Regions from separate parts of the Mus musculus genome. Here region 2 is linked to region 1. A link is a loop called in an ENCODE intact Hi-C map of the cell type or tissue named here. Cell type or tissue: heart. All regions are shown on one strand. Links, peaks and the distances in the headings refer to the core of each region. The heading gives the core; the rest is flanking DNA. Region 1 has its middle 11 kb from the start of Gm17801. Region 2 holds the start of Telo2 (telomere maintenance 2).

Evidence for each region. Peaks named below come from ENCODE experiments on the same cell type or tissue, not always from the same donor. Only the 100,000 strongest peaks of a DNase experiment are listed, where the experiment ranks them.
Region 2: it touches region 1 in a loop (2.8-fold over the local background); 19 of 42 quality-filtered maps call a loop at or near these places.

Annotation. Positions count from the first base shown.
Region 1 is chr17:25,281,270-25,289,474 of GRCm38, forward strand. No RefSeq gene overlaps it. Among named protein-coding and RNA genes, the nearest start is that of Gm17801, 11 kb to the left of the region's middle. In heart, for the core only: a CTCF peak has its summit at 3,925 (motif pointing left); no DNase peak of the experiment used is centred there.
Region 2 is chr17:25,115,950-25,124,154 of GRCm38, forward strand. Telo2 (telomere maintenance 2) reads right to left here and starts at 18. Exons shown (of 21, transcript NM_001163661.1): 1 at 1-18. It overlaps Ptx4 (pentraxin 4), which reads left to right and starts at 4,811. Exons shown (of 3, transcript NM_026747.1): 1 at 4,811-5,042; 2 at 6,745-7,399. The coding sequence starts at 4,902. In heart, for the core only: a CTCF peak has its summit at 1,490; no DNase peak of the experiment used is centred there; H3K4me3 peaks cover 191 bases; H3K27ac peaks cover 300 bases.

The sequences.
Region 1 (8,205 bases), core at 2,517-5,016:
CAGGACCGCACAGAGAAACCCTGTCTCTGAAAATAACAACAACAACAACAACAACAACAAAAAGAAGCAATTTAGGTTCTGAACTCGGGGCTTGCCAGGGTTGGATAGGGAGTGGCGTACTTTCTCCAAGGCTACCAATACAGATGGACTAGACAATGGGAACGTAATTCTTACCTGATAGTTCTCATAATTGGTTTTTTTTTTGTTTGTTTTGTTTTGTTTTGTTTTTTTTTTTTTAGAAGAACAGGTATCATATCTTTCTCTTATATGAATTTCCTGGATTTTTTTTTCCATTTTTTATTAGGTATTTCGCTCATTTACATTTGCAATGCTATACCAAAAGTCCCCCATAGCCACCCACCCCCTCTCCCCTACCCACCCACTCCCCTTTTATGGCCCTGGCGTTCCCCTGTACTGGGGCATATAAAGTTTGCGTGTCCAATGGGCCTCTCTTTCCAGTGATGGCCGACTAGGCCATCTTTTGATGCATATGCAGCTAGAGTCAAGAGCTCCGGGGTACTGGTTAGTTCATAATGTTGTTCCACCTATAGGGTTGCAGATCCCTTTAGCTTCTTTGGTACTTTCTCTAGCTCCGTTTGTTTTGTTTTTTTGTTTTTTTTTTTTTATTCTTTGAGACAAGATTTCTCTGTATAGCCCTGGTTGTCCTGGAACTCACTCTATAGACCAGGCTGGCCTTGAACTCAGAAATCCGCCTGCCTCTGCCTCCCGAGTGCTGGGATTAAAGGCGTGCGCCACCACTGCCCCGCTCTCATAATTGTTCTTATTGTATATAGCTTATTGCTGTTAGAGAAAATCCTTTTATTGGACTAAAAGGGGGAGATGTTGGGATTTCCTTTTTGTGCACCGTGTAAAGGGTGTCTATTATTTAAGTGCCAGTTGCTGTACTGGCAGAGAGCTGGGCACAGGCTGGACTTTGGTACTGTTATCTGTATTGGATCATCACCCGCTTTAGCAGTTTGTAAACAGTCACTCCCCTTGCCTTCTGATTGGTTTAATAAAGATCTGGTGTCAGTAGGTGGGCAGGAGAGGAAAGGCGGGACTTCCGGTCGAGATAGGAACTCTGAGGAAGAATTGAGAGGCGGGAGATTCGCCAGCCAGCCAGGCATGGAGGAAATCGTACATACCAGGGCTGAGTGAGAGGTAGCAGGCCTCGAGGCACACACGGACTAAAATAAACGGGTTGATTAGGTTATATGAGCTAGTTGGGAAATAGTCTAAGTCATAGTGCCTAAGCTTTCATAAATAATAAAAGTCCGTGTCATTCAGGAGCTGGTGGGTCAGAGACACTCTGGTGATCAAGGTTACCATCCAGAGCATCTGAAGAACTACAACTCAACAGCAACACCTTTTCTAGCCCAGATCTGGATGTCTTTTGCTTCCTCCTCACACTGAAGCTATACCACTGACTCCAGGGTCTGTCAGCCTCGGCCGAGCAAGGAAGGTAGCCCTTCCTTTCTCTCTGTAATAGCCAGCCTTGGTTGGTTGTCAACGTGATTTAGAATTACCTAAAAGCCAAGCAGCTGGGCTCGCCTGAGAGAGATTTATCTTGACTGGATTTGGGACGACTAAGATATTGTTCTGTTACTGTGAGAACCTGGGGCTGGAGAGATGTCTCAGTAGTTAAGGTCACTGGCTGCTCTTCCAGAGGCTCTAAGTTCAATTTCCAGCAAATACATGGTGGCTCACAACCATTTACCCTGGGATCTGATGTCCCCTTCTAGTATGCAGGCATGCATGCACACAGAGCACTCGTACATAATAAGCAAAAAACAAAAAAACAAAAAAAACCCAAAAACCCACCATGACCAAGGCAACTTATAAAAGGAACCAATTAGGGGCTTCCGTACAGTATCTGGAAGCTTATAACCTCATGCACAGGCAACAGGCAGAGAGAGAGAGAGAGAGAGAGAGAGAGAATCTTGGCCTGGCCTTGGTCTTGGCGCCAACAAGGCCACACCACCTAACCCTTCTAAAACCATGGGGATAAGACATTCAAATATATGTGTTTATGGAAGACATTCTCATGCAAACCACTATAAAGACCATCCTAAACCTGGAGCATTCGAGGTGGGAAGAGCCACCCTAAATATGAGCCACATCTGATGGCAGCCCACATAAAAAGACATGGAAGAAGGAAGCTTTTGCTTTTTGCCTGCTTGCACTCACTCTTGTTGGCATATTCATCTACCCCGCAGCTGAGGCGTTACTTCCCTGCTATTAGAATCCATTTCTTCAGGATTCTATCAGAAACTGAAGACCCCCAGAGACAGCTCAACAAACAAGCTGAAGGACAGACTGCTTATGCTGAAATGGACTGTTGCTGAAGGCAGATGATCAGGACTGCAGCTCTGAAGGATCATCGAATCAGCAGATCTTCATGAGGGCATTTGGACTGTTGGTGGGGTTGACACTTGTTTCTCTTGTAAAAAGTTAAATTGTACAATTTTTTAGTTTATATAAAAAGGGGGAAATGCTGCAGGATATTTGATCACCCTGTGAACCCCCAAGATTGTGTCATGGTGTGGCTCAGCCCTTAGCACACACCTTTAATCCTTCTGGCTGGAATACAGACACACCCTTAGTATACACCTTTAATTTCAAACTATGAAGGTTAAGTTTGTAGAAGGGAGCTCCTATGTTTGAAAGTGATGTCTAAGTGAGTGGCAGACAAAGTGATGAATCAGAGAAAGATTTGACAGAATGGGATCTGCCCGACTCTCACCAGAAGAGAGAGGAAAGGGAGGCAATGTAAGAGAGAGCAGAGCAGGAGAGACAGGAGAGGGTGTTTTACTGGGAGAGTTTTACAGAGACAGATTGAAGAGAGAGAAAACTAGACACAGGTAAAGACAGAATAAACCAGAGAATGAGAAGTAGCTAGATTACAACGGATTGCCAGAGTTAGTTTCAGGTTGAGAGGAGTGAGTTAGCCAGAGCCAGACAGACTCTATGACAGGCTGCATACTGTCAGTTTGGGAGACTAGGTCTAAGTTTCTGTTTCCCAGAAATGAGAACTGGGACCCCAGGTTCCATGGTCTGTCACCACAGCCATGGGCAGCCAATCCGAGGACACCTTGTCATCTGGGCTGAAGTAAGAATAGGTAGCTAGAATGAGTAAAGTCACCCCCTTGGAGGTCTCCAGAGCCTGACCAATTGTAGAACCAGCCAAAACCCTGGAGACAAAGCTAACTAATCCAGGTGAAAGGGCACATACCCCTCCCTGGAATTCCCCTAACTGACGATAAAGGCTGGGCCTGTGGGCCCACCAGAGGTCTCCATTCTCAAACGGGGAGACCCTGCATGCAGGAATTTCAGCTGAATAAACACTCTTTGCTTTTGCATACTATTTGAGTCTGGGGTATCATTCTTCAGTGATTCTTGGATCCTAACAAGGACGAGCTGAGCAATTCAATCAGAGGCTGAGAAACAAGCAAGATTACATGAGTCAGTTTGAAGAGGAGTTTTGAGCCAGAATGGCTGAGTTGAACCAACCAGCCAGAGTTCAGAAAGAGCTAGAAAGGGTGAGCTTATTCAGCAGTAAGCCTCCCAGATGACAATGACATCTGGTTAATAAGAGATACTTTTATAGTGATGTGTGTGTGTGTCTGTGTGTGTGTGCTCGCGAGCACACTCACGCGAGTTCTCTCTCACAAGTGCCTGAGTTTTAGCAGCACTTCTCTATGGCAAGACAGTATGCCTTAGGTGTGAGGCCCATTCAAAAGAATCAAAGTTTAAAAAATGGTCTGAGAGGAGGGTGGGGGAAGAAATAGAAATCACTTTTTCAAGAAAGCCACCAGTTTCCAGAATAGGTTTATGGGAAGACAAACATGCCTCAATGCACCTTGGAAGGTGCCTAGGTTTGGCATCTGGTTCCCTAGAAGGCATGCAGCGTTGGCTCTCTGCTGCCCCCTGATGGATACATTAGAAATGGTAATGCCTTGAGACAAGTGACCAGGATGTGAATGGAGAGAATGAATAGGCTTGGCTTAGGCTAGGTTCAAGGCTGGGATCATTGCCAACTCAGAGGCGATCTCTTCAAGGACACTGAGAGCAGAATCCAGAGCCAGACCTACAAAGTGGGTTGTGTCCCTGGTCAGACTCAGGTCAGCAGGTATCAGACACTTGCCCAAGACGCTAAGCTCTACCTCCAGTAGGTTTTCTAATGCTTCAGGGTCTGGGTGTGCTCTGACATCCCCTTGTTAAGCTTCCTTTTGTCCGAGGCAGCTTCCAGCAGTGAGGACGTCTGGTCTTATTCCCTTACTCTTGGAATCTGCTTTGCACTGTACTGTTGAGGATAGCGCTCAGTTACCTGTGCCTCACCAGTAAGGCTAAATCTTCTTCTAGACGTGTACCTTTGTACGTGTATTTTAGATACAAAGTCCTTGTTTTTTTATATTTCAAATATAGTTTCTTTGGTTTTCATTAAGCTGTTCCTTTACGGGGGCTGGAGACATGGCTCAAGGCCATGTATTGCTGTTCTGAGGATCTGTGTTCAATTCTCAACTCCATGTCAGACAATCACCTGTAACTGCATGTCTAGGGGGAATCTGACACTTTTCCTCTGTAGGCACTTCCATCCACATGTGCATACCCCACAAACACTAAAATATAACAAAATACATTGTAAAATATATACTTTATTTTTATTAATAAAAACAACAACAGCAAAGCCGGGGGCATGGCTCAGCTGTACAGCACTTGTCATGAGCTGGATCTCTACTACTGAAAAACAGCAACAAATTCTGACACTTTTGGTTAGCATGGTGGTGCACACCTGCAATCACAGCCCTCCACAGCTGGAGAGGCAGGAGGGTCAGAAGTTCCAGGCCAGCCTGGATCACTTAAGGCTCTAAACCACTACCCCACCCCACAACAGTTTTAAAATTAATTTAAAAAAATTTATTAGCCGGGCGTGGTGGCGCATGCCTTTAATCCCAGCACTCGGGAGGCAGAGGCAGGTGGATTTCTGAGTTCGAGGCCAGCCTGGTCTACAAAGTGAGTTCCAGGACAGCCAGGGCTATACAGAGAAACCCTGTCTCGAAAAACCAAAAAAAAAAAAAATTATTTTATTTGTGGGTATTTTGTTCTCATGTATGTCTGTGCAACCACAGGTAGGCCTGGTGCCCAAGGAGGCCAGAAGAGGGCATCAGATCTCCTGTAACTGGAGTTACAGATGGATGTAAGCTGCCATGTGGGTGCTGGGACTAGAACCCTGGTCCTGTGGAAGAGCAGTCTGTGCTTTTAACCACTGTTCCACTGAATAAATTACTCAGCTCCCACCACACCAACTTTCTCCAGGGAATGCTGTATAGAAGAAATAAGGCGACAACAACAACAACAAGGAGTTATCAATAAGAAAAAAGCTATAAAAAACTAAAGACATGCAAACACACTTAACTATTTTGTTTAAATGTTCATTGTGTGAGCATGTTCGTGCACATGGCATGGTACACATGTGGCAGTCAGAGGACCACTTGTGGGATTTTTTTTTCTTTCTATCATGCAGATTTCAGAGCCAGAACTCGGGCTGCCAGGCTTGGAGGCCAGCAGCCTGACACACTGAGTCATCTTGCCAGCCTGCAAATACATGTGCAGTGAAAAGATCTTTTTAAAAATAAAAGGTTTGCTGGGTGGTTGGTGGTGGGGCATGTCTTTAACTCCAGAACTCAGGAGGCAGAGGCAGGCAGATTGTGGCATTCGAGGCCAGCCTGGTCTACAGAGGGAGTTCTAGGATAGTCAGGGCTACACAGAGAAACCCTGTCTTGAAAAACTAAAAACCAAACCAAATAAACCCCCAAACCCAATCAACCAAAGAAACAAAAGCTTTTGGACAAAAACAGATTTTGTCTGGTAAAAGAAAGTTTTATCTCAAAAGTAAGCTATTGTTCCATGTCCATAATTGAGTTAGAGAGATAAGGTAAATTTTTAAATTTTTGAGCTTTTTCTTTGGTGCTGGGAATAAAGGCATTTGCCACCGTGTCCAACTTCTCTGTTGGATTTTTTTTTTTTTTTTTGGTTTTTCGAGACAGAGTTTCTCTGTGTAGCCCTGGCTGTCCTGGAACTCACTCTGTAGACCAGGCTGGCCTCGAACTCAGAAATCCACCTGCCTCTGCCTCCCAAGTGCTGGGATTAAAGGCGTGTGCCACCATGCCTGGCCTCTGTTGGATTTTTAACAACTCAGAAAACAAGTCTTTCAAGAGTTAGGATTTAAGCAAGTTTGTGTAATTTTTTTAAATTTCTTTTTCTTTACTTTTTATTTTATTATGTGTTTTGGTATCTCAGTATGGGTACCCATGGAGGCCAGAAGGCTGTGTCAAATCCTGGGATGGAGCTGTCGTTACAAGTGGTTGTGAGCTGCCCTGTGCAGATGATGGGACAAATACCAGTCCCCTGATAGATCCATAAGTGCTTTTAGGTTCGGAATCATCTCTCCAACGAAGAGGGCACTGTGTGGCTCTTGCCAGCCTGGAACTTGTTAGACCAGGCTGGCCTTGAACTCACAGAGATCTGTCTGCCTCTAACTTTTCTATTGCTTTGATGGACTTGTACCACCAAACTCAACAAAGTTGTTTTTAAATCTCACTTTACAACTCTAGTTCAATAATTATTATCCTAGGTTATTCTTGGTAAACTTGATACCACACATGTGTAACAAACATCGTACATATATTTGAGAGCTAAAGGTACTGTATGTCTAAACTTTATGCAGATAGTATATTAAATCTCACTACTCCTACTTCTAGACAAGTAAAACTGTCTTTTAGGGGATTCAACAACCAAGTCTTGGAGGCCAAAGACAAAGAAAATGAAAATCTAAGAGGAATTGCCAGTATTATAGCATTTCCCTCTCTACTGCAGGTCAGCCAGCTTCCAAAGAAAGATGTAGAGCCTCATAGGGCCATTGAGTCCTGTGTTGTGCTGGTCAGAGAAACCATGAAGACCCCATTGTCCTGTAACTGGTACACACCCCACAAAAGGGAGGATCTAAAGAAAGCCACATCATCAGCAAGACCCTGCTGTATCCCAGGAGATGGTGTAGTGGGTAGACGGGGGGGGGGGGGGAGAAGGGAGCCGTGGTGCTCCCTGTGAGTCACCAAAAGGAACCCTAAGGAGCCTCAACTCACTTCAACAGTAAAAAGAAAAATCTTTAATTTCTGGCTATGCACACGTTCTTTCTTTGTCTCTTTCTTTCAAGATTTATTTGTTTGTTTTATGTATATGAGTGCTCTATCTGCATGTACACCTGCATGCCAGAAGAGGGCATCAGATCCCAGTATAGATGGTGTGAGCCACCATGTGGTTTCTGGAAATTGAACTCAGGGCCTCTGGAAGAGCAGTCAGTGCTCTTAATCGCTGAGCCATCTCTCCAGTCCCTACCTACACTTTCTTAAACATCCAACAGAGAGGAAAACTGAAAGAATTTGATAGTAATTATACGAAAAAACTGGGCGTTAGTGGTGCATGCCTTTAATTCAAGCCCTTGGGAAGCAGAGGTAGACAGATCTCTGAGTTTGAGGCCAGCCTGATCTACACAGTGAGCTCCAGGACAGTCAGGGCTAAATACAGAATCCTATTACAAAACAAACCTATAGTAAGCAAAAAGAGTCAGACTGACTCTGGAAGGGTCTCTCAGTGCCATGCCAGCAATGTAGGACCAGTTTACAAGGACAGCAGTGGGCACAGCATTCAGGGATCCATGCCTCCACCAGCCGCACGGTGGCACTGTGTCCAGCTGTAAGTTCAGAGTCACAAGCTTCACCAGCTCTTTCAAATAATGCCTTTTAAATCTGCAGCCATTAACTTCATCTTCTTCCTCTTCCCGCTCCTCCTTTCCCCCTCCTCTGAGACAACATCTCATTAAGTAGCCCTGGCTAACTTGGAACTGGGCTATATAAACCAGATTGGCCTCAAACCGACAGAAATCCACTGGCCTCTGTTGGGACTAGAGGCATGTGCTACCATGCCTGGTGCTGCTGGCTCTTGATCTGCTTTTCTTCCCAATGAAGTCTAAGAGTTCTCTCTCTCTCTCTCTCTCTCTCTCTCTCTCTCTCTCTCTCTCTCTCTCTCTCTCTGTGTGTGTGTGTGTGTGTGTGTGTGTGTGTGTGTTTAGCCCTGTCCTGGAACTTGGCCTGTAGAGCAGGCTGGCCCAGAACTCAGAGATTTGCCTGCCTCTACTTTCTGAGTGCT
Region 2 (8,205 bases), core at 404-2,903, 170 kb before region 1:
CTGATGACCGCAGCATCTGCGCCTGCGCAAGAGGAGGAAGAGGCGTGGCCTAAGAGCCTACGGTGGGCAAGGCCTGAGGGCAGGACTCCGGTAGGCGTGTCCGCTCTATTGGTCCCCTGGTGACTGCTGTCTCTGTTTTCCTTAATTCTGGAGAGACTTTCCCCAGCACATTACCCCACTATGCTGCCTTGGGTCGGATGACTTTCCACTCTAGAGCACTAATCAACTCTCTAGGCGCCCTGAGGGAAACAGAATAAGGAAGCCAGGAACAGCGGATATGGCCAAGTTGTAATGCGGATGCGCTGATGTATTTGGTGGTACACAAGGGTGCACGTTTACTGCGAACACGCAAACTGCGTCTAAACTGCCCTAAATGAAACACCACTAGCTGAGTAAACACCCAGGGATCCTGACTGTCGTCTGAACTTAGCAGTGTGAAACATTCCATCATGGCAGAACTTTTCTTGACCATCCTGATCTGGAAGATACATTGAGGGAGCAACATTTCAGCGGAACTGGGTGTGGGTGGAAATCTGAGCAAGCTGTATTCATTCAACATCATCAAGCAAAATTACCCTTCCTGAGCAGGAAATGAGCCCACTCAAGGCTTAGCAGTTAGCAGAGCATACCAGGGGCCAGAGCGATTATCTTAGAGGTTAAATTACGTGTGGCTCTTGCCAAGGTCCCAAGTTCAGTTCCCAGCATCCATGGAAGTGTTACCGATCAGCCAGCCAGGATCTCTACACAAATAAAAACTGGGGTTAGTCAAAGAGAAGGTCTTCAAATGGTAGCTTTCTTTTTTTTTTTTTTTTCTCCATGTTTGGCCTCAGTGAGAGATGGCAGATGACTCCCCTAGTATTAGGGGACTGGAGGCATTGGGACCCTTAGCCCTAAAAGTATTCTAGCTCTTACGTAGGTCAGGAATCCTTGGCTCTTTCCTGTGGCTGGTGCAGCTTCCACTAAGCAGATTTGGTGATTGTAGGGACTCTTCAGCCCTACAGCTTTACAATTTTTGTGTAGACCTTCGCTCTTAATGACAGCCAGTGTTAAAATTCTTGGCCTAGGGTTGAGACCTCTTGGCTCTCTGGAACTCATCTGGCATCCAAGGCTATGCCATCTCTTCTCTGGTTTAGTCAATTATCCTCATTCAGTCTCAGTTTCTGCACTCCCCTGATGCCTTGGCTACTGCTTCCTCAGCTATGACAAAACTGACTGTCCTGTCCCTTTTGTAGCTTGGCCTGCCAATTGCTCAGCTGTCTCTGCCACCTCTTTTTTTTTCATGATAACAGCTTAGCCCACATTACTGAGAGTAGGCAAGCAAACCCTGGAGAGGAGCCTTTTACTGTACCTAAAGCTGCAACAAAAGGGAGGAGATGAGGAAAGTCTCTCCCAGAGGGAGTCAAAGCGGCTGCCTTCAAATCCTGAAAAGGGGCACTTCCTCTGCTAACAGTCTTTGCACCAGCCTCTGTAGTTCCTCAGCTAGGCCACCAGAGGACGTGTTCTTCTCAACCTGGTCGAAATGGTTGCAAAAAGCCTTGGGGCTGTATCTTCCAGACCTGAAGCAATTTGCAACCTTGTAGTTTTCTCAAGGCCCTCAGAGTTTCCTGGATAGTCAGAGCTGGCATTAGGGCAGGCCAGGAGTTGTTGACTGGCAATTCTTTTGCTAAAGCCATCCAGAATGGAAAACCTAGCAGTTGCTAGTTAAGAGCTCGTGTCACCTCAGCACCCAATATTTTTGCTTATTTTTCTGGAAATGAATACCAGAGTGCTTACAATAATAAATGTTAACAGTGCTTAGCCCCTGGCCAGTGTTCAGGCGGAGATGGGTGTCCTTATTTGTTTTAGAACAAAGGGGTGTTAGGAGGATCCAGTCTTCACTTAAAAGTAAAGGTACAGGGCTGGTGAGATGGCTCAGCGGTTAAGAGCACTGACTGTTCTTCCAAAGGTCCTGAGTTCAAATCCCAGCAACCACATGGTGGCTCACAGCCATCTGTAATGAGATCTGGTGCCGTCTTCTGGGGTGTCTGAAGACAGCTACAGTGTACTTACATATATTACATTATTTATTAATAAACAAGTTTTTTTTTAAAGTAAAGGTGCTCCGCTGGCAAGCTTGATCCCCTAAGTTCAGTCTTCAGGGCTCACTTGGTGGAAAAAGAGAACCAACTCCTCAAAGTTGTCCTCTGCCCTTCACAAGCACACACACTCATTGCTCCCACAACCACACACAAACAAGAAATGAATGTAATGGTAATTGTTCTTCAAAAAGACTAGACCTGGGAGCTGGGGAGAAGGTTTACTAGGCAAAGTGTTTGATGTACAAACATGAAGATCTGAGTTCAAATCCCCAGAACCCAATATCAAAGCCAAGTGAAGAGGCATGCATCTGTGTTGCCAAGGAGATGTAAACAAAGTCTACCCCCCTCCTTTTACAGTACTGATGATAAATAAGCTGAAGTACATTTCCACCAAAGTTGACTCTGAGGAATCAGTGAGTTTATTAGGCTTACTGACAGAGCAATGGGTGAGGGGGTATAGGCAGTAGCAGAGGTGACCTTAAAGCAGTCACACTGGAAGGTCTGCCCCCCAACAGACCCCCATGACTGTGTAGATAGAACCCTTCCCTAATTTTTTCATATCTCTATACTCTGTCCCTTCTCTGAGTCCCCCATGGCTACAATGAACTAGGGCAGACTTGCATATAACTGATTGGGAGGAGGCTGGATACTCAAGTGAGTATCCCCTGGCCCTCTCTGTCCTTCCTCTATGAGGTATCACCAAGTCCCGGGCATGATGGTCATTTCCAAGTTGATGGTGACAGATGTCTTGGAGGATAGTCCTGCACAACAATCTGTGACCCCAGAATCAGAACAGGGGTGTAAGAGAATAGTGTGTGGAGAAGAGCCTGCCAGGTAGCCAGTGAACCCGAGAACTAGTGAGGTGCTGTTTCAAAATAAAATGAGGAGGTGGAGACCTGAGTAAGGCATGCGACTTAAATGTGTGGTGTCTACACATGAGCCTGTGAGTAAAACACACACAGAATAAATAAATAAATAATAAAGGTCAACACTGGGTTCAGTCCAGAGAACAGACAGTAAGAAACCACTCAAATAGAGTTGTCAGAACACATGTGGGGCGCTGTAGAAGTGAAGGGGGTATCTCCTGATGTAACCAAGACTTGAGAGTGGGGTGTGGGAGCCCCAGCATGAGACATTCCTGAATCTCCATCCCTAAACTGCAACTCCATTACCTCTTGACCCGTCCATTTTCCTGAAGTTCACCCTCCAGGACTTCCCAGTGAAGGTAGGGTTGGGGATACGTTTCTGGAGTCTCAGTACCTACAAAGGCCTATACTCTTTGCTCTTGAGTTATTCACATGAAATAGATGCACTATTTTATCTTTTTGCCATTGTTTTTTTAGTTATTTTTGTGGTGCCATGGATCAAATTCCGGATCAGCATAAATGATAAAGTCAGCTGTCCCCTTGGAATTGTCCCAGTCTCCTGAACCAACAGTTTTTCTCCCTGGATACTTTTGTGGCTTTTTTCCTCTGTCTGTGATGTTCTGATGTTTGACCAAAGGAGCTTTAATGGCAGCAGCCAGCCTCTGGGATGACACTCTCAGTGGCCTGTCCTCTGGGAAGACACTATGGCTCCTGTCATCTTGGAAATGCTAATGCTTTTGTTGGTGACACTTTCCTGAGTTGTTCTTATTACTACAAACTAGGCTTCTTCAAACAACAGAACATTATTTTCTCACAGCTCTGGGGGTCAGAGTCTGAACCCAAAGCAGCATGCTACTGCAGAAGTTTCTTCTGGTTTCCAGAGGCTCCAGGTGTGGCCCGCCCCAGCAGCATTGTTCCCATCTCGGCCACCGACTTCATTGGGCCTCTTCCTTGGTGTCCTCTCTGCCCCTATCAGGATGCTTGCTGTTGAGTGCAGGGCTATCTGGGTACTCCAGGGTTACTTTATCTTAAGATGTTGCCTGGACGTTTTTCCCCATAAGGCTATATTCACAGGTCCTGGAGCAGAACTTGGATCAATTTCCTCAGGGACCCTCATTCATCCCCCTGCACAGCCTGTAACCAAAAGCCAGGCAGGGAAAGTCAGGTATGTCTAGCTTGATTTCAACATTACATAATACATTTATCAAAATATCATATTAACTCAAAACATGTGCAATTTGTGGGACTGAGAGAGAGAGAAAGAGAGAGAGAGAGAGAGAGAGAGAGAGAGAGAGAGAGAGAGAGAGAGAGAGAGCAAACACCTATAGTCCTAGCTGAGGACTGAGATAGATCATTTAACCCAGGAGTCCAAGACCAGCATGAGCAACACAGCAAGATCCTTTTCCAGGGAAGAAAAACATAGCTAATTTTAATTTAAGTTATCCCATTCTAGAATAAGATAAAGTGAAATTCAGTCTCATTTCTAAGAGGGATTCCTTCTCCAAGGCAGTGAGACAGGACTCATAAGACATGGCTGCATGTGGCTGGAATCCTGGGCACCAGTGCACAGCTGGCTTGGACAACTTCCTGACCATGCTCAACCCCTGTCCTGCTCTGACTTCTTGGTGGGAACTCCAGTCTAGGTGCTGCTGTTAGAGCCATTATCAGCTCCTGTCTGCCTCTGAGCCAAGCAAAGCCCTGAGCACATCCACTAGAACAATTTCCCAAAGAAGCTGTTTGTGCCTGTTTGAAGCTCGTTTCCCTGGGAACCTCGGGTTCCCAAAGCCCACTGGATTGAAGGCAGATGCCTTTCATTAAGGTGGCAGGAAGAACCTGACACTCAGCCAGGACAGAAAGAAGAAACCCAGTCACATGGTGGGCTTCAAGGAGCAGGGATACGAGACAGACTCAAGGGACCAAGGGACGAACATCAGCTTCTGCCTCTGTGTGTCCCAGCATGAGGTGCTTGAAGAAGAAGACCCTGCTTTTTCTCCTCATTTTTGTGTCCCTGAATGTACACAGGACTCCGTCACAGGAAGCTCACCCAGCCAGGCAAAGAAAGCCATTTTTTGAGAGGCTCCGTCGACTAGAAGAGCAGGTAGGTGTACTACACTTGGGGAATTGGTTTTATAATACCAGGAGCAGGTAAAGAATGGATGTCATGGAGTCCGATGCTCTCTGTGATCCAGGTACACAGAGAGCACTTGGTTTGCTCTCCTTGTTGGAAGCCAACGATATTCTCACCTGTTTTTAGAAACTAGGCAAGCGTTTGCTAGGCTCTGCTCTGAAGTCCAACTAGACAGTGTGTGTGTGCGTGTGTGTGTGTGTGTGTGTGTGTGTGTGTGTGTGTGTGTGTGAAGATGCAGGAGACCTGAAGAGGTGTCTAGAAGACCCAAAGAACACAGCCTGGGTAGCGACTGTGCAGGACAGTATTCATAGTTGTGGGAGCTGTGAGGGCACTGGTCTATTTCAAAGCAGAACATATGCTCTGTCCCAAGGATTCCGCAGGGGTCTGTAGACAGTTGCCCACCCCAAGCACGTCCTGTACTGATCCTGGTACAGCCAGACATGGTGGAGTGTACCAGTAATTCCAGCACTTAGGCTCAAGTAAGAGTATTGCTATGAGTTTGAGGCTAGCCTGAATGAGGACATGGTGAGTTCCAAGCCACCCTGTGCTACTGACTGAAACTCTGTCTCAAAACAAGCAAACAAACAAACAAACAAAACAACAACAGCAACAACAACAGGGCCAGAGAGATGGCTCAGTGGTTAAGAGTTCTTGCTGCTCTTGCAGAAGACCCAGGTTCAATTCTCAGCACGCCTTTGGCAGCTCACAATCATGTGTAATGCCAGCTCTCACTCCTCTGAGTACTGCATGCACATGACACACAGATACACAAGCAGGCAAAGCATCCACACACATAGAATGAAATAGAACTTAAACCCAAACAGCAACAACAAAGACTGAAAAGGCAACAGCTGTAGCTCAGCAGCACGGGGCTTCCTTGCCTAGAATGTACAAGATCCTAGATACAGTCCCCAGAGCTGGAAAACCATAAATAAGTATAAATAAATGCATACATACATACACGCGCTCTGAGCTGGAGAAATAGTTCAGCAACCAGGAGCACTAGGTACTTGGAGAGGATCCAGGTCCATTCTCAGCACCCACGTGATGGCTCACAACCTATTCATAACCCTAGTTCAAGCACCTCCAAAGACACGGTACACACATGGTGCACATACGTTCATGCAGGCAAAACACTCATACATATAAAATTAAATACATCTAAAAAACTTTTTTTTATGAGACATGGTTTTCCTGTGTCGCCATGGATACCTTGGAACTTGCTCTGTAGATCGGGCTGCCCTCGAAGTCACAGAGACCCTCCTCCCCTGTCTCTACCACCACCCAGCTCAATCTAAAATATTTTTCAGTGCACTCATACAGCCTGTCCTGCAGTCCCCTCTGAACACAAAGGTAGCCCCGAGGATCACAGTAGCAAGATGTCTTCCAGAGTGTTGGGACCAGAGAGGATCATCACTAGGGTCATGGGTCTGGAGCCCACATTTTACACTGTGCAGCTATGGGGCCTGAGGACAGTTACCTGCTTTGTACCTGGCCCTTTGGGACTAGTCATGATAATCTCCACACATGTCCTAGCATGGTGACAAGGATCAAATTGTTCAATTTATAAACAGAACCATCCATAGACTTGGATGTAGATAGAATAGATACTTCTGAAGTATTCTTAGGGTAGCCTCAGCCTAACCCCATAAGAGCTGTGTTCTCTTTACAGTTTCAGAGATTCCAACAGGTGACCTTAACACACCTTCAGAACATTGCCAACAACTACAATGTTTACCACAATATGGATGTTCGCTTCCAGAGCCTGGTGGAACAGAGCCAAGCCGTAGCTCTAGCGATGAATCAGTCTCAAGCTGCCATACAAGGAGATGTGGCCCATTTAAAGACCTGGTATAGGAAGAGCCAGCGAAGGAGCCAGAAGGTAGATGCCCGACTTCAAGCCTTGGACCTCTCCCTGAGCACAAAGAGCAGGCAGTGGGTAGAGAAGGAAGGGGAGCAAAAGGCACAGAGGGAGGCTATTGCAAGCCTGGCCCTAAGCGTTCAGGCACTACAGGATGCACTGGCCAGCCTTACACAGCAAGTCCACAGCCAGGGTGCCAGGCTTGCTGCTCTGGAGGGACAGACACAGAGGGCCTCCTCTGGTACTGTGGCCCTGGGGTTGACCACAGCCCCCAACCCCACCCAGCTTGCTCAGCGAGGCCCAGGATCCTTGCAACTGTGGAGGGACCGCCAGGTAGCCAAGTCTTCACCCCAACACAGGAGTTCCCCTCATGACGTCACTGTCCACGTTCAGGAGATGCAGAAGTTCCAAACCCCAAGCAGTCATCAAGCAGCCCCACCAAGGACCTACCAAGGACCAGGAAACAGTAAGTGACACAAACCTGTCACCTCCCTATCAAGTTCCAGGTTTCCCTAGCAGTGTCTGAGGTTATAATGTCATTCCTGACACCTGTCACCCCAAAATCTCTTTCCCCCAAGGGCCACATACCTAACACCATAAGAGAGAATGGCCTCCAGCAGGTCAGGCTGCATAGCAGAAGGGCCTCTATTGAAGTGACTGAACCAGGAGCCTCAGGATGAGTCTTGCTTCCTATTAACACTACTGTGACTTGGGAAGCCAAAGAGAGATAGTTGAGTTTGCGTTTGTGCAGGAGTCCAACACCGGCCTAGAACAAGGGCAGAACTGATCGGTGCATTGTTTGGCACAAAACAGTGACTTTCACACTCCCAACCACACTTCCCTGCCTCCTGAATTCCCCTTGGCTGAGTTCCTCACTTTCGTCTTATCTAGCATAGTCCCCACCCCAAATCCTCCCGGGGCTTGGGATGCATGCTCTTTCCTGAGCCTGGGCTCGGTCACAGAGTTGATATTTCAGTGTAAAATAAACTAAAAAGTGCTCAGGGAGGTACCAGGTACCAGCTGTGGCATAGGGAAGAGAGGGGCCGAGTGCTGCCTATTTACTTGAGTGAGATTCACTGATAAGTACTAAAGGAACCTCAGACTGAAAACGATTTATTTCCTATAGAATAACCCTAGATTATCTGGCTGATAATAGTCATCGGAGGCTAGAGAGGAAGGCAGGAGAGCCAGAGCTGGATGACACCCGAGGACAGAGGCAGAAAATAAGAGGGTGGACTGTGGAACCAGGGGGTAGACGGGAGCCAAGGCCTT